Linked DNA regions of Homo sapiens: region 1 is linked to region 2. A link is an interaction called in ENCODE POLR2A ChIA-PET data of the cell type or tissue named here. Cell type or tissue: MCF 10A. All regions are shown on one strand. Each heading gives the region's core, and the rest is flanking DNA. Links, peaks and the distances in the headings are about the cores only.

Evidence for each region. ChIA-PET counts read pairs that join two places held together with the same protein. Peaks named below come from ENCODE experiments on the same cell type or tissue, not always from the same donor. Only the 100,000 strongest peaks of a DNase experiment are listed, where the experiment ranks them.
Region 1: POLR2A ChIA-PET joins it to region 2 with 5 read pairs; 9 of 35 experiments call an interaction of 5 or more read pairs at or near these places.

Annotation. Positions count from the first base shown.
Region 1 is chr14:75,115,217-75,118,135 of GRCh38, reverse strand. It overlaps NEK9 (NIMA related kinase 9), which reads left to right. Exons shown (of 22, transcript NM_033116.6): 6 at 810-941. It also overlaps the pseudogene HIF1AP1. Among named protein-coding and RNA genes, the nearest start is that of NEK9, 10 kb to the left of the region's middle. In MCF 10A, for the core only: no CTCF peak of the experiment used is centred there; no DNase peak of the experiment used is centred there.
Region 2 is chr14:75,181,782-75,184,700 of GRCh38, reverse strand. No RefSeq gene overlaps it. Among named protein-coding and RNA genes, the nearest start is that of TMED10, 6.6 kb to the right of the region's middle. In MCF 10A, for the core only: no CTCF peak of the experiment used is centred there; a DNase peak (open chromatin) is centred at 1,650.

The sequences.
Region 1 (2,919 bases), core at 168-2,667, 66 kb after region 2:
TGTTTCTATGATGGAGGCCAAAGTGAGCTTCTGAAGAAGCAATCATATCTTTATATGGATTTTTCTCATCAAGAACAATCTGATAAAACCAAGACTTGACTTTTTTTAGCTAGTTAAATGCAAAGAAGGAATGATATGAAAATTTATAAAAGCCATGTAAGCCATCTGAAATTTGCTTTGCTTTGCTGCTTAAAGCTGACTATGAATTTTATTAGAGCTGCTAGGGCATTCATTATATCTCATCTTGGGAGAGGCATGACTTCTTAGGACATTTTTATTTCCAAATTTATTTTTGAAGTCAGAAAATCTTTTTCAAATTCAAAGGAAATTCGCTAGCTGTGTTAGTATAACAGATGCCAAATTGGGCATTTTAAAAGTTTCATTGCGCGTATTTTAGTTAGAACATCTAATTCCTTCATTGAGTTACCATCTCCCCACTGCCAGTGTTTGGATTTTTTTCCCATTGGTGAACTTCTACTAAGTATGTCTTTAAGTTTGTGTAAAGTCTTCAGTAGGCCTTGAATGCCTGAAGCCTCTGTGATCTAGGAATCACAGAGCTATTGAGCCCCTCAAGTTACCACAGTTCCTTTGTCACAGAGATTGTCCCTTTATAATTGACCCAAGAGGTTTGATATGAATAAGATTTCTTTCCATAGTGGCATCGTCTCATAAAAACCATTTTGGAATCTGCTGATGAATGTTTTATGGTTGTTATGACTAGTTCCTAGGAAATTTAATTAAGCTGTTGAAATGTTAACATAGTTACCTCAGAAAAGAAGTTATTCTTTGATTGTTTCTTTGTTGCTCAGCTTGTGGGAACCCCATATTACATGTCTCCAGAGCTCTGTCAAGGAGTAAAGTACAATTTCAAGTCTGATATCTGGGCAGTTGGCTGCGTCATTTTTGAACTGCTTACCTTAAAGAGGACGTTTGATGCTACAGTAAGTTGGCATATTATCCCCATATTGCATTTAGCAGGTTGCAAATGGTACAGCTTGACTAAGCAGATCAACTCTATTCCCAGGCTTCTGATTTCTGGCAAAAATAACCTGTATTCAGGTACAAGATTAGTAATCTATTACTAAAATGCTATAGACCCAGCCAGGCGCAGTGGCTCACGCCTGTAATCCCAGCATTTTGGGAGGCCGAGGTGGGTGGATCACTTGAGGTCACCCCGGCCAACATGGTGAAACCCCGTCTCCATTAGAAATACAAAACTCAGCCGGGTGTGGTGGCGCACACCTGTAATCCCAGCTATTTGAGAGGCTGAGGCACAAAAATTGCTTGAACCCAGGAGGTGGAGGTTGCAGTGAGCCAAGATCATGCCACTGCACTCCAGCCTGGGCAACAGAGCAAGACTCTGTCTCAAAAAAATCTCCAACTTGAATTCCCTGTTGAAATGATCACTTGAACCCGGGAAGTGGAGACTGCAGTAAGCCAAGATCGCACCACTGTACTCCAGCCTGGGCAACAGAGCAAGACCCTGTCTCAAAAAAAAATTAAAATTAAATTAAATTTAAAAGTTCATCTCTTAAAAGCAAAAAATGGAATATGATGGTTCACTTTTTCAAGCAGTAGGAATTGGAACATTATTAACAGCAGCCAGATGATCATGCAGCTACTGCATCACTTTCCTAGAAACGTGTAAAAGAATGCAAATCTAGTGAACAGAATGGAAGGGAGCAAAAGATAATTGTTTTATTTGGGTCTCACTCTGTTGCCCAGGCCTGGAGTGCAGTGTCGTGATCATAGCTCACTGCAGTCTCAAACTCCTGTGCTCCAGCAGTCATCCCGCCTCAGTCTCCTGAGTAGTTCGAACTACAGGCATGCCTCACCACACCTGGCTATTTTTTGTAGAGATGGGTTCTCACTATGTTACCCAAGCTTGTTTCAAAATCCTGGCCTCAAGTGATCCTCCTGCCTTGGCCTGTGCTAGGATTACAGGTATGAGCCCCCATGCCCAGCATATTTATGCCTTTTTCTAAATTGTTACTTCTTTGTGCCTTTATTCTATCTTGTAAACACTTCTGACATAGCACCAGTATCACTTTATTGTACTTACTTTTTTTATATAGCTGTGGTTTTGCCAGGTAGTCTAAAACCCTTCCAAATGTTTGCTTTATTTTCTGCAATACCTAACACATCGTGGGTGTTAAAAATATTCATTAACTAGGAAAAAAATGTTTATCTGTTAAAAAATAAATAAAGATTGTCATTGCTTTATGGACAATGAATCCCTTTAAGTCTTTTTTTCTTTTTTTAAGTAAATTAAAGTACAACCTGATATAAAGCAGTGCTTCTCAAACTTTAATATGCATACAAAATCATCTTGTTGAAATGCAGATTTTTTTGGGGGGTGGGGTTGATAGTCTGTGTTTCTAACAAGCTCCCAAGTGATGCTGATGCTGCTGGTCCATGGAGCACACTGAGGGGCTAAAGTGGATTCATATCCAGTTGCCTCTACCAACCAGGTGTGAGAATTTAGGCAAATCACTTCATCTCTTTGATCCTCTGTTTCATTATCTATAACATGGTAACAATATATATTCCCCACACGGAGATTCTCTCATAATGTATATGAAAAATGCAAATGTAAGATAATGCAAATTCATTGCCCTTTCATAAGACCTATTCATTTTTCTAAATCCTGAAGGTTGTTCTAGTATATCATCTAATTCTCCTAAATAGTATGGTGGAAGAAAAATGACTTGGAGTCAGAGGCTGGGCGCGGTGGCTCATGCCTGTGATCCCAGCACTTTGGGAGGCTGAGGCGGACAGATCACCTGAGGTCAGGAGTTCGAGACCAGCCTGGCCAACATGGTGAAACCCTGTCTCTACTAAAAAATACAAAAATTATCCAGGCATGGTGGCGCATGCCCGTAATCCCAGCTACTCAGGAGGCTGAGGCACAAGCATCAC
Region 2 (2,919 bases), core at 245-2,744:
AATGTAATGACAAAAATTGGTCTGCAGTTAGGAGCTCTCATTTCTATTTTCAGCTCTAACACTGACTCATTGTATGACTTGAGGCAAGTCACTAAGCAGTTTCAGACCTCAGCTTCTCCATATAAAAAATGGCAATTAAAATGTTGTACCTACTACATAGAGGAACTAGCATTTATGGAGCAACTGCTCTATGTTCATCTCGTGCTAGGAGCTTTATAATATGTTGTATTTCATTTATTCGATAAGTATTTGTTGAGCACCAACTATGGACAGGATATTGTGCCTGATCTCAGGGAAAGATCAGGCAAAAATCAAAGCCCTTGCTCTTCTGAGCTTAAATTCCAGTAGGGTGGGGTGATAATAAACAAGAAAGATATATATATAAGATACTTTCAAACAGTGACAAGAGCCATGTAGATAATAAAACCAGGGCCGGGTGCAGTAGCTCACACCCATAATCCCAGCACCTTGGGAGGCAGAGGCTGGAGGATTGCTGGAGCTCAGGAGTCTGAGACAAGCCTGGGAAACAGAGTGAGACCTCATCTCTACTAAAAAAAAAAAATTAGCCAGGTGTGGTGGCGTGTGCCTGTAGTCCCCAGCACTGGGGAGGCTGAGGTGGGAGAATCGCTTGAGCCAGGGAGATGGAGGCAGCACTGAGCTATGATGGCGCCGCTGCACTCCAGCCTGGGTTACAGAGCAAGACCCTGTCCCTAAAAAAAAAAAAAAAAAAAAAAGAGCCGGGCGCGGTGGCTCACACCTGTAATTCCTGCACTTTGGGAGGCCAAGGCAGGCAGATCACTTGAGGTCAGGAGTTCAAGACCAGCTTGACCAACATGGTGAAACCCCATCTCTACTAAAAATACAAAAATTATCCAGGCACAGTGGCAAGTGCCTGTAGTCCCAGCTACTTGGGAGGCTGTGGCATGAGAATCGTTTGAACCCAGGAGGCGGAGGTTGCAGAGAGCCGAGATCATGCCACTGCACTCTAGCTTGGGCAACAGAGGGAGACCTCCATCTCAAAAAAAAGAAAAAAAAAGAGAGAAAAATAAAGATAATAAAACCAGATAATGTGGTAGAAAGTAACCCAAGGGGGGGGATACTTATGTGGGGTGGTGACATTCAGTTGGGACCCAAATGATGAGAAGCAGTCAGCAGAGTATATGAGACAACAGCTGAGGAGAGCTCCAGGTAGGCAGCAAGGTCCAAGGCTCTGATGCAGGTAGGGGCTTAAACTGTTTGGAAGGCCAGGTAAGACATTAATGGGTAGGATAATCACAGAGAGGCAGGCATGAGCCAGAACACAGTGGCCTCAGCCTTCAGGCTGTGGCTGGGTGTTTGGATTTTAATCTAGTTGATCTGCTTTACTTAAAAAAAAAAAAAAATCAGAGAAAAAAAGAAAAAAAAATCATTCTGGGTATGTTAATGAGTACGATTATTGTCAGGCAATAATAAAAGCAGAGATAACCATTAAGGAGGCTGTTGTCTTGTTTGCTTAACTGACAGAAATAAATTTTTCTGTAAAAGGTCAGATAGCAAATATTTCAGGCTTGCAGGTCACTTGAGCTCTCTATTGCACATTCTTCTCTTCTTTCTCCTCCTCCTTTTTTTTTTTTAACAGCCCTCAAAAAATGTAAAAGCCATTCTTAGCTCTTGCACAATAGAAAAACAGGAGGTTGCATGCCAGATTTGGCCTGCCTAGCTAGGCAGCAGTTTATGGACCCCTAGCTTATAGAGAAGTAGAAACTGACCAGCATACATTTTAGGACCCAATCCAGAACTGACGGGACTTGATGAACTGACTCTGTCTGGGGAGAAGGTTAGTTAAAGAGGAAACAAGAATGGTGTCATTGACTAGGCAGAAGGTGGTGCCATTTACTGAGATGCGGAAGAAGTAGATTTGGGAGCGGGGTGGGGGAAGAGGGGAGAAGGGAAATCAAGAGTTAAGTATGAATTGCCTATTAGTCCTTCAAGTGGAGATGTCAAGTAGGGAGCTCGATATAGACTCTGGAGCTTATGAGAGAGGTCAGGAGATCCATGTTTGGGAATTATCAGTCTACAGACACATTTAAAGTCATGGGATTGGGCTGGGGATGGTGGCTCATGCCTGTAATCCTAGCACTTTAGGAGGCCAAGAAGGGTGGATCACCTGAGGTCAGGAGTTCGAGACCAGCCTGACCAATATGGTGAAACACCATCTCTACTAAAAATACAAAAATTAGCTGGGCTTGGTGTCGTGCTCCTGCAGTCCCAAGTCCCAGTTACTCGGGAGGCTGAGACAGGAGAATTGCTTGAATCTGAGAGGCAAAGGTTGCAACGAGCCGAGATTGCGCCACTGCACTACAGCCTGGAGGACAGAGCACGATTCCATCTCAGAAAAAATAAAAAATCTAAGGCTGGGCGCGGTGGCTCACACCTGTGATCCCTGCACTTTGGGAGGCCGAGGTGGGCAGATCACCTGAGGTCAGGAATTCGAGACCAGCCTGACCAACATGGAGTAACCCTGTCTCCACTAGAAATACACAATTAGCCAGATGTGGTGGTGCATGCCTGTAATCCCAGCTACTCGGGAGGCTAAGACAGGAAAATCACTTGAACCCTGGAGGCGGAGGTTGCAGTGAGCTGAGATTGCACCATTGCACTCCAGCCTGGGCAACAAGAGTGAAACTCTGTCTCAAAAAAATAAAAATAAATAAAAAATATAAAAATAAAGTCATGGAATTGTATGACATCACCTGGAATGCAGCAGAAGTTTCCAGGACCAGGTCCTGGGGGACTCTAACATTTAGAAGACCCATTGAAGAGGCCCTTGGAATCACTCTCTGGGTCAAAGAGTATGGCATGTGGCAAATATTGCCAAATTGCTCTCCAAAGGGGTCTTTTGTATCCTCACAAAACCCATCTTGTCTTAGCTATGTAAAC